Regions from separate parts of the Mus musculus genome. Here region 2 is linked to region 1. Evidence: chromatin loops called from intact Hi-C (ENCODE). Cell type or tissue: heart. All regions are shown on one strand. Each heading gives the region's core, and the rest is flanking DNA. Links, peaks and the distances in the headings are about the cores only.

Region 1 (7,911 bases), core at 2,912-7,911:
AGAGTCCAAGGAGAGTTGCTTTTAGCCATTTCTACCCCAGGACCTCCAGAAGGATCTCCAAAGGGGCCTACCAAGCAGTCAGTACAGGGCAGTATGCATGTGCGCCTGTGCCTGAATATCTTCTCTCTCTGGAACCAAGAGCTTTGTGTTGTGTAGCCCAGGCTGGCCTTACATACACTTTGTAGCCAAAGATGACTTTGAACTTCTGCATCCACCTCCCCAGTTTGGGAGTGACAGGTTGTAGCACCAAGCTGGGCCCTGTGGTGCTGGGAATAGAACCCTGGTGAGCACTGTCCACACTGAGCCCTAGTTCTAAATGTCCCTCTTCTATGAGCCCTGTTGCTGTTTTAGTCCCTACATTCATTCATGGGTTCAGTTTACATTTGTTGAGACCCTGTTTCCCACAGAACAGCCCATTCCCTGGTCTCTGGTTGTCAGGGATGTGGACAGACAAAACTGAACTCGCACAGGCAAAACAAGGTATCCCAGTAGGTAAAGGGGCTTGCTGTCAAGCCTGATGTCCTAAGTTCAAATCCCACGATGCACACTATGGAAGGAGAGCATGAATCCTCTGAGTTGTCCTGTTACTTCCACGCATGCATCTAGCACACGCCATCATCAAAATCACAAAAGTAATTCAAACAAAAAATAGCTGGGCAGTGGTGGCGCACGCCTTTAATCCCAGCACTTGGGAGGCAGAGGCAGGCGGATTTCTGAATTCAAGGCCAGCCTGATCTACAGAGTGAGTTCCAGGATGGCCAGGTCTTTACAGAAAAACCCTGTCTCAAAAACAACAATGACAAAAAGATTTATTTATGTATTTTATGTATATGAATGCATGCTAGAGAGGAAATCAGATCCCATTACAGCTAGTGTTCTCAACCACTGGGCCATCTCTTCAGCCCAGTTACTTTTTCTTTGAGTGGGACTGGAGAGGAGTTTGTTAATTATGTATGTGTACTGGGTGAGTGTGGGTCACATGTCACAGGGCTCCCATGGTGTTCAGAGGATAAATACAGGAGTGGGTGCTCTCTTCTCCCTTCACCTCACACCTTGGGTCAGCAGGCTTGTGCTGCAAGCAATTTTGCCTGTTCATTCATCTAGGTGGTTGTAAAGAATTAAAAAAAAAAAAAAAAGCAATGTTAGGTAGAATTCACCTCCTATACAAGTACCTGTGAGAGACGTTAAGCCAGTCCTCTCTTCAGAAATAGAGGTGTGCTGGGGAGAGGGAAAGAGGAGGAGAAAGAGAAAGGGAGACCGAGCATAGCATTGGGACAGCCATCACGTACACATTTCTTTCTGCACAGGAAGCCATGTTCCTGTGCCCAGCTCCCACCCCCACCATCTGTGAATCTACTTCCTCTCTCTGAACCCCTTGCATACATTGCCTATCACAGAGTCCTACGTGGTCTGGTCTTTTGTGATGAGGTTTCCCACTAAGGATGGTGTCCTCAAGGTCCCTCCATGCTGGAGTGTCAGAGTCTCACTCCTGCCTGTGACTGTGGAGGAACGGCTGAATTGTGTGTCCACCCTCTATCCAGAGTCACAGCCAGGCTGACTCTTTGAACACACATACCAGATACCTAGAGAACCACACTGCGGAGCCTGCCTGCCCCGTCCCCCCATGGCAACCACCACAGCTGCTTCAGATGCTGAATGCCAGGGATGGCCAAGATGCCAGGACATTTCTGGGTATCCCTGGTTAAGCCGACCAATTTCTCCTGCTTGGATAATGGCTGTGGCTCCAAAGCCTCCTCTGGGAGTGGCATCTTGGATCTTTCAGGGAGTGGCAGGGTTGGGTGGCCTTTCCTGCTGGCCTGGGGTTGGAGTGACAAATGGGCAGATCTGAATCAGGAGGTGGGGTGGGGTGGGGTGGGGGTGACACAAGGGTGGAGAGGTCTAAACATGGACAGATAGGAAAAGGACTTAGCTGTCAGTTGTTTCTATCTTGGTGGTCAACAGAGGTTTGCTGGGGGTGCAGAGTTGAAAGTTCTGAGTTCCCCTGAATCTTCAAGAACAATTTTTTTGTTCCCAGCATCTAGTTATTCCGTGTGTCTGTGGGCTCATGCACTGTGGCACACAGCAGTCATGTTCTACTGTGCGGGGCTCAGGGACGAAACTCACCTCACGGGACCTTCCTTGAACCCTGGGGTTAGAAGGGTAAAAGTGTGAAACTTCCCTTCAGTGGATCTCCTCAGCCCAGACTCCCTGACCCTGGACTAAACTGTCCAGTAGAGATTTGGGAAACGAGGAAGGGATCCTTATACAACACCATGCATATACAACTTTAAAAAAAGAGTTTTGTTGTTGTTGTTTTGAGTCTCTGTAGCCCTGGCTGGTCTGGATCTTCCCAGGTAGACCAGCCTGGTCTCAAACTCTCAGAAATCTGCCTACCTCTGCCTCCCAAGTCTGGGATTAAAGGTGTGCGCCATCACGCCTGGTGCATGCCTATAATCTCAGCACTTGGGAGGCAGAGGCAGGCAGATTTCTGAGTTCGAGGCCAGCCTGGTCTACAGAGTTCTAGGACAGCCAGGACTACACAGAGAAACCCTGTCTTGAAAACAAAGAAACAAACAAAAATTTATAATTCACACACAAGCAGGAGGGTGTGGTGGCCCAGGCTAGTCAGGTCATGTTTCTGAGAGGTTAAGACAGGAGGGTCTCAGCCTTTAAGGTTCCTTCCTAGATCCCCAGTAACCATGACAACAGGGGCTCAGCAGTTCTGAAGTCCTGGGCTCCATCCCCAGCAAGGCAAACAAACAAGAAATAACAACCTGTAGACGATTTCCTTTGGTGGAGACACTGGCCTTGTTTCCCTTTTATAGAGGAATAAACTGAGGCTTGTGTCTATCTTCCTTGTATTGTTCTGAGAGTTTCACTTGGCCCTGGCTCTGAGGGCCCCTCTTCCCTGCCTCCATCTCCTCCTACAGGGGAGTATCACTTTCCCTGGTAACAAGCAGGCTAGTGTGCCTCTCAGACAAAGGCCAGGTGAGCTGTCCCTCCTCACCTCAATCATTCATGAGCAGCAGCTGGCAAGGCTGAGGTGGGCGCTGGGCAGGCTGGAGACAAAGTCAGGCCAACCATGTGGAAGAGCTAAACAATGCAGTGTCTTCCCCAACAGGTGTTCTGCAGAGACAGGGAGGCAGTAAAAATGACTGCTCACTAAACCATGGTTCTCTCCCAAAAGCCAGCCCACTTGAGGACATTTGGGGTGCAGGCTTCCTAAGCCATTCGCAACCTTGAGATGGGTTACTGTGACCAGCGATGGTTGGGGCCCTGGGCGTGATCAGTGAGCAGCAAACACGGGTCTAGTTGGGCGGGGTGGGAGTGAGCTCCAGCCCTAGCACCACAAAGGTTCTTTGTAGATGCAGTTCAGGGTCCCGAAACTGAAATTATCCAGGCCGGATTTAGTAGGAGACAGTCTGAAGACAGAAGCACACACAGGGACTCTGTCACAAGTCCCGGACACTTGGAGCTCCAGAATCTGGGAGACAGAAAAGGCACTTCCTGTGCAAAGCCCGGCCTCAGACTTCTGGGCTCCAGATGCAAGGCTCACATCTGTGACGTTAGAGGCAGTCCATTGTGGGCGCTGCATCACAGCAGCAACACAGAACATTAATCGTTTTTAAAATATGCTCTGGCAGCTTTGAAAAAGGAAGCCAGGATCTCCTGTGTGCTGGGCCAGTGTCCTAATGCTGAGCCATACTCCCAGCCCCTAACTGAGGCATTCTAGGCTGGGGCTCCACCCCTGAGCTACACTCAACTCATTGGGGAATTCTAGGCTGGGGTTCCACCCCGGAGACACACCCCTAGGCCCTCTTTGGGGGGTTCAAAGCAGAGGTTCCCCCTCCCCCTGCCCTCTTTACTATGTTGACCAACCTGGTCTTGAACTCACTCTGGCTAGGCATAGAGGCACAGACCTGTCATTTCACCACAGGATTCGGAAACAGGACAATCACTGCTGGCCAGTCTGAGATATGAATTCCAGGACAATCTGGGTCACAAAGTTGAGAATTTGTCTCAAAAACAATTCTAGCTGGGCATGGTGGCACACACCTTTGATTCCAGCACTCAGGAAGCAGGGGCAGTGGATCTATGTGAGGCCAGCCTCAGGCTGGGTCTCTGCAGCGCAGGGGTTGGGATTCGGAATTAAATGTTCCCCACTGGGTAATGGAGGTCTGATTCGGATCAGGAAGCAGATAAGGAATTGAAGGTGAACAAGACCATTCAGTGGTTCCGGGAAGCAAGGCGTGGTGGGGCTGGCCATTAACTCAGGAGGCAGATCTCTGGGCCTTAGAGGCCAGCAGGAGTTCGGTATAGCCAGGGCTACACACAAACCGTTTTCATAAGAAAGGTTCTGGGAGGTCTCTGAAATGGCTTTCAACAAACTCTGCTAGTGTAGACCTGTGCTTCTTGGACATGAGCAGCCTCCAACTTCACTGGCAGCCACCCGTGCAGGTTAGCTTCTGAGGGTGGGGCTCCTGCTTGGCACCAGCCACCCAGAGAACAAAAACTGGCAGCCAACCTTATCCCTGATGGTCCAGCCAGGACCTGATGGGAGTCCCAGAGGGCTCAAATCCTATGCCTTGTTGTGTGTGTGTATGTGTTTTCTAAATCCGCGAGACGGTCCTGATTAGTGATTCTGGGCCTTCAAGCTAGCTGCTGTGCCGGCTGGCTGGGGCCTGAAAGACCTCACTCCCAGCGCGGCCTCCATGGAAATCGGCAGCCGCCCCTAATCCAGGCTGGAATCCTCTGGCACCAAGCCCGCGTTGGGGCTCCAAGGCTGTTGGGCCCCTGGCCAGATCTGCAAGGAAACCAGTATAGCCGCCAGCCCCTTTGCCCCGCCTCCCACGAGCCCTGTATTACAGAAAAGGGAGGCCAGTGCTCTGGGCTCACCTCCCGTGCAGGGCGGAGGAGAAACTTTTCCCCCTTGCCTGGCTTTTTTTTTTTTTTTAGCAGATAACCAGGCAGACAAGAATCCGGATAGTTTGTGCCTTTGGGAGTCCTACCAAAGGATCTGTTTTATAGCCTGCACTAGGCCTTGGAGAACCCGTCTTGCTTTGTGATACCCCAGGACTGGAAGGCAGAATCCTGGCTGCTGGGGTGAAGGTACAAGAGGGCGGAGTTTCGTCCCTCCAGTGGATTCTGCGGCTGCTGAGTTTGTAGCCTCGTTTCCCCAGCTTTAGGCAGAACCAGCCACACTGCGGCTCCTTTCCTCGGTTTCCCCATCCCTGCGACACAGATGGAGCTTGGCTGCTGTGGGTAGACAAAAGACGGAAAGAGATGATTCACAATCTAGTCGCGACTGCGTCTATGAAGCACGTGGCCTCCACCTCGTTGCGATCTAGTCCAGGAGAAACTCGGTTGAAAGGCCAAATTCTGGCCACGTGACCACAAGCAAGCTAGGGCAATACGGGGTTTTCTGCCCGCTTCTAAGATGGCGAAGCAGCTTGCTTTACTCTCACGTTGGAGGCTAACGGCTTCCAGTGCCTGCTTGCAATATGGAGGCAACCTCCAGAATGCACGCTTCTCTGCGTCTGACCCGCCACGTACCCACTCTCAAGATGGCGTCCCACGGGTCGAACAAAGGCTCGCTCATTGGCTCAGATGGTATCACGTGCGTCTACTCATTCACTCCCTCCCCCTCCCCCACCGGCCGTTTCCGTCTTCCGTCTTGACTGACGGCCGTCCCGCCCAACAGCTGTCTGCTGTCTGGATGCGTTTCGCCCTTGGAGTAACCTTTTGACCAATAGAAGGCCCTGGCGGGGGCAGGCGGGGTTGACCACGCCCACAGACCGCAGCGGGAACCAATGAGGATCGCGCGCGGGGGACGTGTGCGGGCGTCTCCGCCATCTTGTGAGTCTATAACTCGGAGCCGTTGGGTCGGTTTCTGCTATTCCTGCGCCTCCGCTCCGTTCCCCGCGGGTCTCTTCCGTGTGCCATGGACGGGTAAGTCCTGCCGCGCCCCTCGCACGCCGCTCCGCTCACCACTCCGTCCCAGCCATCGCTGCCGCGCGCGTGGACTTTTGGCCCCCGCCGATCCCTCTAACCGCTGCAATGGGCGCGTGCGTGTGGCCTCGTTCCGCGTGGCGCGCTCGGAATCCCGGGCGTCTGAGGCCCTTAAGGAAGCCGGTTGGCTTAGGGCGACCGCACCCAGCTTTCGGCTCCCCTTAAGCCCCTCGCCCAGCGCACTTCCGGTGCCCGCGCGGTTCATCCGGAGGAACCCAGCGCCCCCCTCCCGCCCTCCGCGTGCACGCGCGCTCCCTCCGGTGAGACGCGCTCACTCGGAGCGGCTCGGCCGCTGCGATCCTTCCCGCCTGCCGTGCTCCAATCCGGCCGGCTCGCCCTGTGCCCCGAGCAATGTCGCTTCGCACGCCGCATGCGACCCCGGGTGCGCGCGCGTAGTAGGGCGCGCGCCCTGGTGCGGGCACGCGCGCGGACCTGTGCCGAACGCGCCCGCCCTTCCCGCCTGGGGGGAGGTGTCCGGAGGAGGCCTCCAGGGCCCCCCATTGGAGGGGCGGGTGGGCCAGAGTGAGGTTCAGTTCGGTCTCCGGTGTGGGCGCCGGCCTGGCATCCGTATCTCCCACATGCTTCCCGGATGCCCCCTCCACTGGCAACTTTTTGTAGTTTTCGGTTTGTTTTGGAGACCGGATCTCATTGTAGGCTGGTCTGAAAGATCTGCTTGCGCTTGCCTCTGCTTGCGTAGTGATGGGACTAAAGGCCTGCGTCACCAGGCCCCGACTTTTTTGTTGAAACTTTTTGTTTGGCTTTTGGATAAGGACTGGCCTTGAATTCCTGATTTTCCCCACCTTAACCTCCCTAGTGCTTTGAGTCACCAGGCTTAGTAAGCGGCTTTCCTTTTAACACGATTCTGAAAAGTAGTTTGGCCTAGCTTCAAGCTGAGTACCTATGGCAGTCCTCCTGCCTCAGCCTTCTAAGTGCTGAGATGACAGACAGGAGTCTCCAGTTGCCTCCTTTGAGCAACTTACCGAGGATCTTTGAGCGGGGTGTGGTGGTGCACACCTTTAATCCTGCCAGAGATAGGCAGATCGAAGTGAGTTCTAGAAGGGAGTGCAGAGAAATGTCGCAAAAGATTCTTTGAAAACAGTAAACCAAGCAGAGGGTTACACATACCCCAGCCACCACTTCTGGTGGAATCCCTTCACGAGGCAGACCCCTGAGAGCCATTTGGTAACCTGCCAGCTGTGGTAGGCTTGCTGCTGCCTGTAAGCAGGCTAGGTGTGAGGCGGCAGGGTGCAGTCACGAGGGGCTGGGGTTGATCAGTAACCTAGGGTGTATCCCGGCAGCTCTGTTGGTTTGTAAATGGTAACAAGGCCACTTTGCCTGCCATCAGCAGTGTGGCCCTGGAGGAGCTCCCAGCCCCCATCAGGAAGCACTGTCTTGGGCTGCTCCTTACCTATATTTCAGGCTCCCTGGCGTTGTAGGATGCTCAGGAGTTGAGTTTTGACCCAGGTCACTGGTATGCTTTATAAAAACTGGGCTTTTTTTCTTTCCTTTTCTTTTTTTTTTTTTCCTGTACTAAAACTGGATTTAATGTGTTGAAAGGCAGGGTCTGGGTCCTGTGTGGAAGAAGGGAGGGTCTTCAAGGACAATGATGGCCCTCTTTCAAGTTGAGACTCAATGGATGGCTCACTTCCCTGCCTTTCTAAGCCGGACTGGCAGAGGGCCCTACAGGCCACACAGTGCTGATGTCTACTTTTCTCTCCACAGCATCGTCCCAGACATAGCAGTCGGTACAAAGGTAGGTGTCTCTAGCTTGGCATTGTACCCCATTGTAGTCAGAGTAAAGGCTTGCTTATTGCAGAGGAGCCTGCCTTAGTCCAGGGTCTACAAAGACTCGGAGGCGGAAGATAGCATGGATGCATGTAGACCTGCCGTCCAAGAGTTTTG
Region 2 (6,268 bases), core at 1,269-6,268, 290 kb after region 1:
ACCGAGAGCGAGGCTGCGCGGACAAGACTGGCGTCAGTGGGGCCCCTTGGCCGCCTGCGCACGGGCTCCTGCGTCAGTGGCACGCAGGGGCGGAGGCCCGCAGGGAGGGGACTGCGGAGAAGAGCGAGTACATCTCCAGGTTTCGCGCGCCCTCTGCCGCCATCCGGTGCACTTCTTTCCTGGCACGACCTCTCCCCAGCACGCACCGCAGCGGGCATCATGAAATTTAATTATTTATTTAGCAGCTTCTCATGATGTAGTCCTGGTTGGTCTCAAACTCATGGAGCCCCGCTTGAGTCTTCCTCCGGGGAGTTGGGATTAACTGCGCCTGGCATATGCATATATATATATGTGTGTGTGTGTGTGTGTGTGTGTGTGTGTGTGTGTGTGTTTCGAGATAGGATTTTTCTGTATAATCCTGGCTGTTGGCTGTCCTGGAACTCACTCTGTAGACCAGGCTGGTCTCAAACTCAGAAAGCCGCCTGCCTCTGCCTCCCAAGTGCTGGGAATAAAGGCACGCGCCACCACTGCCCATCTATATTTGATGCACTTTTGGAAATAGGTTGTTCCGAGTGCGGGGATTGCAAGAGTGTGTCACCGCACTCTACATTTTAATTCTTCTGTTCCAACACGTTACAGGTTTGCTTCTTCTGGGCCTCGAATGCTTGGCACCTGATATCAAGCCCATATCATTTCCGCGCAAACATTCCCCTCCTGAGGGAATATGTTCGTTTGCAGAAAGAACCGCATCCCAAGAACCCAGAGTCGTTTGCTGTTAGAAGGCGAAGAAAACTACAATTCCCAGAATGACCCACCCGGCATAGGAGGATCCCACTTCTAGGCATCACTGCAAGGGGTGGGGCCAAGGGAAAGTATACCTCCCAGAATGCTCAGCGCGTACTGCATCGCGCAGCCTTCGGAGAATCCTGTGCGCGTGCGTTCTTGTGGGAACTGCGCCTCCCAGAAGGCACCGCGCGTCGTCCTTCTCCCTCCCTGAAGGCCGCCTCGCTTGCCCAGTGTGTCGGCCGCCCGCGAAGCTAGAGTCCACTGACTTTTCCGCCACCATGTTGCCCGCCTCACTGCTTCGTCACCCGGGCCTGCGCCGCCTGATGCTTCAGGCGCGTACATACGCCGAGGCCGCCGCTGCACCTGCCCCCGCCGCCGGGCCCGGACAGATGTCCTTCACCTTTGCCTCCCCGACGCAGGTACGAACTCACATCCCCCAGACTCGTCAAGCCCCTGATCTGACCCGTGGAAGAGGTTCTCTTGTATTAGGTCATTTGTTTCATCCCCATGGGGCCCTGTGAACCTCCCCCCACCCCAGACCTCACCCCTGGATGGGGTCACCTGGACCCAGGGCTCGACCTCAGTGTTCACTGAAACTTCATGCTCCACCCCTAAGGGCGTCACCTGGACATAAGACTCCACCCTCTGGGAGGTGGATCACCTATATCTGGAACCCAGATTTTGCCTTCACAAACCCTTCTGTTTTGGGGTGTTCTAGGCTCTACACCTTGGTGGTGGTCACTCAGGCCCTGTCCTTGGGTGTTGTACCCGAGATTGATATGAACCCCAGGCTCTACTCAAGGCTTAGGTGGTGTCACTTGGAGCTAGGATGAACAATGGAGCACAGAGCAATGCCTTTGGGTTTTACATGGCTCACAGTTTCTACCCGTGGGGGATTCCCCAAGTCCCCAAGCTGTTGCCCAGATAGGGGTCACCAGTACCCAGACCTGGAGCTCTTGGAAATTGCCTGGACCCAGATCCTGAAGGAGATTTGGACTCAGAACAGAAGCCTGGCCACTGTTGGGGTCACCTGGGATTGACCGAAGCTCCTCATCCTGTTGGGTTTGCCTGGACCAAATATCCTTTTTTTTTTTTTTCTTTAAAGATTTACTTATTTATTGTATGTAAGTAAACTGTTTGTTTTCAGACAAACCAGAAGAGGGCATCAGTTCTCATTATGGGTGGTTGTGAGCCACCATGTGGTTGCTGAGATTTGAACTCAGGACCTTCGGAAGTGCTCTTACCCACTGAGCCATCTCTCCAGCCCTGGACCTAATATCCTTAATTGGATAGACCTTAGCCAAGGTTTTACCAACTTACAGCCATGCTATTTGTAAGCCTGGGTTGGTTTTACACTTTTGACTACCTCATAGCAACTTCCTGAGTGGTTGTGAGACAGCCTTTGGGTTTCTCAGAAACCCCATACCAGGGGCTGGATCAGCACGCTGCACTACACTGCATTGCCCTCTGTTTCAGTCACCTCTTCTAGACACTCTTTTAGACATAGACATTTCACAGGTGAGCAAGCTGAGTCTAATGTCAGCTCTTGGTAGTGTCTGTGTCCCATCAGAATTCCATCCTCTCTGTGCCCACTGTACAGCAGGCATGGGATAATGCCTACCCCATGGTGTACACTCTCTGCAGGTGTTCTTTGACAGTGCCAACGTCAAGCAAGTGGACGTGCCTACGCTGACTGGAGCCTTTGGCATCTTGGCATCCCATGTCCCCACACTACAGGTCCTACGGCCTGGGCTGGTAGTGGTTCACACAGAAGACGGCACCACGACTAAGTACTTTGGTGAGTGTGGCCCAGGATGCATAGACGTTCAGGTTTGAGAAGGGCAGGGAGAAAGCAAAGGGAAGAAGCTTGCCCAGCCTGCCATGACAAAGATGTGGTCATCTGGGGCACAGAGTAAAGCCAGCAGCTGACCTCGCCATAGCTGGGCAGGAAGACATGGAGAAATGACGGTTGAGGAGCTAAGCCTTTAGGGTAAGATAGCCTTGGTGTAGGAGGGAGCCGGTCTGAAGGACCCACGTTTCCGGGTTGGACTTCCATCTTGCCCCTTCTCCAGATGAAGGGGTGTGTCTTGTCTTCTCTCATATCTCATTATTTAACAATACCCACGATGGAACCCAGGGCCTGGAGCTTTCTAGGCAGGGGATACAGCCCATGGTCATCGCTGGGGGATTCCAGCCGAGGGCTCCGGGCTCCGTCCACGAGTCAGGCCCCCACACACTGTTGTTCTGTATGGTTATGTTTGGGCAAGTACCAGAGCAGGCGTGGCGGTGAAGGTGGGAAGGATGTGTGCACACATGTGACGGAAGGACATTGGTGGCACCCTCCTTCATAAGCTCTTTCTGTCTTTGTTCCTTTGAGATGGGCAGAACCTGAGTTTGCCACATTCTTAGCGAGGCAGGCTGGCCAGTGAGCCACAGACACTCTCCTGCCCTACTCCTCACCATTAGGATTGGCTTCCCGCAAACTCTGCTCCTTCTCTCTGCACAGTGGGTACTCTCTCTGCACTGGCTCTGGGGCCCTTCAGTTTCCTTTTCGGTTTGCTTTCTGATTTTAAAGCAGTGTTTCCTTAGCCATGCTGACTTTGAATTTCTGATCCTCCACCTCCTGGGTGATAGGGGTGACAGGTTTATGTTGGCATACCCAGTTTCTGCCTTGCTGAGGGTTGAACCCAGGATCTTGCACATGCCAGGCAAACACAGTACCCACCGAGCCTCAGTCCTGGCTCCTCTTTTACACTTAGTTTGAGGGAAGACCTCTCTGTGTTGTCTTGAGTGGCTTTGAACTGGCAGTCCCCTACCTCAGCCTCCCCAGGGGGCTAGGCGACAGGTGTGCACCGGGCCTGGCCATCCTTTGCCACCATCCACATGCTTGGCCTGTGCCCCAGTCTTGCAGGGTCACTCTGCAAGTGGCCTAGAGTGGGCATTGGCCTGGGGAGGCAGAGGGCTGGTGGCCCTGAGCACACATGGGCGGTGAGGCTGCCCAAGGAGGCTGCTCAGACCCTCTCCTCCACAGTGAGCAGCGGCTCCGTCACTGTGAATGCCGACTCCTCTGTGCAGTTACTAGCTGAAGAAGCTGTGACACTGGACATGCTGGACCTGGGGGTGAGCAGTGGATGGGAAACTAAGGCAGGGCAGGGCAGGGCAAGTGCTGCTCACAGGAGTGTGCTTTCCTGCTTCCGGCCCTGCCTGTCCCTCACACTGGCCCACTCCTCTGCAGGCAGCCCGGGCCAACCTGGAGAAGGCGCAGTCAGAACTGTCAGGTGCGGCGGACGAGGCAGCACGGGCTGAGATCCAGATCCGTATTGAGGCCAATGAAGCCCTAGTGAAGGCCCTGGAGTAGGTGGTACCTACTGTCTGACACCCACGGGGAAACTGAGCCAGGTCCAGGCCGATGAGAAGTTCCCAGTGGGCTGAAGTGGCCACCAGGGGTCAGCAGTGCTCCAGTTGCTGGGCTTAAAGCTTCCTGGTGCCTGTCTGCCAGGTCATGGAGGATTCCCCAATCTGGCATCCCCACGATGCCTCTGGAGAGATGGCCTTGATTGCCCCTCAAAGCCACCTGAACCGTCGTCAACTTACCCAGCCTGTCTCCATTAAACACCAGGAACCAACTGAGTGTTCTGTTTCTAACTGCACAGCACAAAGCTAGGGCTCTCTTCAACCCTGCCTGGGGTTCCTGTGTCTGGCTGGGCCCCCAGAGGCAATCGGCGACTCTGGGTAGGAAACATGGTGGCTGGTTGTTGGGGTGCTGCCTGCTGGAATGGGTGGGATGGGCAAGCGTTGAGGGCAGGGCATGAAGTAATGGGTGTGACTAGTGCTGCTGGCCAGGCAAAGCGCCCTGACCACCAGCCAGGCCCCCCTGTCCCACCCCACAGGCTCTGGGAAGAATCGGGAACCACCTGCTCCCACAGAGGCTCCGCCCTAGGCACACCCAACCTGTGGGTGGCCCTAGCCTGGCTGGCTGCCTTCCCAGTCCCAGTTGGCACCTCCTTAGGCACTTAGGCCCCTAGCTGCCCCTGGGTGGGGTGGGGAGGCCTGGTAGGGGGTGGCCTTGGCACCACCCCATACCTTTGTACAACCACCCCTCCCCTTCCCACCCCACCCCCATGGCCAGGTATTATGCTGGCTTGCCCTCCTTTTATATAACCCACTTCAGCAGCCTGAGTAGAGTGCCATGGGGGGATAGGGGGAGCAGGGAGGCTTTGAGGGTGGTGAGTAGGTCTGAGCCTGCCATCACTGGGTCATCTGAAACACCTGGACAGTGACCAGGCGGGCTAGAGCCTGAGTGAGGCCTGTCGCACTGTATCAGGGCCCTGTGTGGGTGACTCCCTATGGCCACATGTGCCTGATCTGGGCATGAGTGTGCTAGAACCCTTCCCTTCCGACACTTGCAGCCTGGGGGTATTCCAAGATAAGTCACAACATGGTCATCTAGAGCCCCACGTTCCCAGCTCAGTGGTGTGTGGGCCACAGAGGTCACTGAGGTCATCGGGCTGGACAGATGTCAACAGGAGGCCCTCAGAGCAGCCTGGCCTGGCCTAGTATACCTTGTAGTGTGAATCCTTCATATCTTCCCCACCAGAACTCAGGGAGATATCTCCTATGAGGAGGTGTGAGCTTTGGAGCCTGGCCTCAGGACAGGACAGCCTGTGCTGGCTGGGCTGTGTCCTGGGACAGCAGAGCAGTAGGGCGGGACTGAGAACCTGGAGGTTGGGACCTTCCTGGAGGGCAGGGCCTGGACAGATTACTGAGTCTTGGGCTTCATGCTAAGGACAAAGGACCACACAGGAAGAAGAGACAGGAAGCAGGCAGTCTGGGCACCCTGCATTTATTACAGTGGCTTTCAGTCTGAATGGTGTCAGAGCCAGCCCACCTCACCTATCCCTTCCCTGAGGTCCCTCCAGAGGCAAACCCTGCCTCTGACCTCCACACTGCGCAGCTTCAGTTTGTACTTCTGAACAAACTCCTGCTCATCCCTCAAAGTCTCTGGGCCTCCAAGTGTTCTCTGGCCTGACCATGACCCTGGGAGACTGGGAGTGTCTGGCACGCCTGTCTGCTTGGGGGCCCAGCATGCCTGTCCAGAATGATCAGCCAGAGAGGAAGGTGACCTAGGAAGGAACTGGCCTGGGAGGGGCACCCAGGGTGGTGGTGGTGCTCAGACCAGATAAGTGCAAGAGACCGCATACGTGGACAGGAGATGGAAGGTTAGGGAAGTGATGGAGGGTCTGGCCACGCTCAAATGACAAAGGGCTGGCTCCTTGGTCCATAGGTGGGTGAGTGAGTATCCACCCCAAAGGCCAGGGCCAGGGCCAGTATGTGCCGATGCATCTGTGCTGTGAGAACAGATCACACATGCCAGGCTGCAGAAGGCCTTCCTTTGCTTGTCTGGTACTTTGTAATTAACCCAGAGGGGCCTGGAGATACAGACACATTCAGCCAAGCCCACTGATGACCTGAGCTGACTTCT

Evidence for each region. A loop is a pair of places that touch in the nucleus more often than their neighbours do. Peaks named below come from ENCODE experiments on the same cell type or tissue, not always from the same donor. Only the 100,000 strongest peaks of a DNase experiment are listed, where the experiment ranks them.
Region 2: a loop joins it to region 1, with 2.6 times the contacts of the local background. A loop is called at or near these places in 3 of 42 quality-filtered maps.

The regions. Positions count from the first base shown.
Region 1 is chr10:79,848,773-79,856,683 of GRCm38, forward strand. It overlaps Ptbp1 (polypyrimidine tract binding protein 1), which reads left to right and starts at 5,660. Exons shown (of 14, transcript NM_001077363.2): 1 at 5,660-5,949; 2 at 7,732-7,762. The coding sequence starts at 5,942. It overlaps E130317F20Rik (RIKEN cDNA E130317F20 gene), which reads right to left and starts at 6,199. Exons shown (of 1, transcript NR_029447.1): 1 at 2,605-6,199. In heart, for the core only: no CTCF peak of the experiment used is centred there; DNase peaks (open chromatin) are centred at 4,799, 5,649, 6,349, 6,469 and 3 weaker places; H3K4me3 peaks cover 5,000 bases; H3K27ac peaks cover 4,918 bases.
Region 2 is chr10:80,141,402-80,147,669 of GRCm38, forward strand. It overlaps Atp5d (ATP synthase, H+ transporting, mitochondrial F1 complex, delta subunit), which reads left to right and starts at 914. Exons shown (of 4, transcript NM_025313.2): 1 at 914-1,205; 2 at 2,431-2,584; 3 at 3,818-3,906; 4 at 4,022-4,417. The coding sequence starts at 1,065. The coding sequence ends at 4,144. It also overlaps a transcript of Midn not described here. In heart, for the core only: CTCF peaks have their summits at 1,939 (motif pointing right) and 4,226 (motif pointing right); DNase peaks (open chromatin) are centred at 4,000, 4,700, 5,270, 6,020 and 2 weaker places; H3K4me3 peaks cover 3,881 bases; H3K27ac peaks cover 2,523 bases.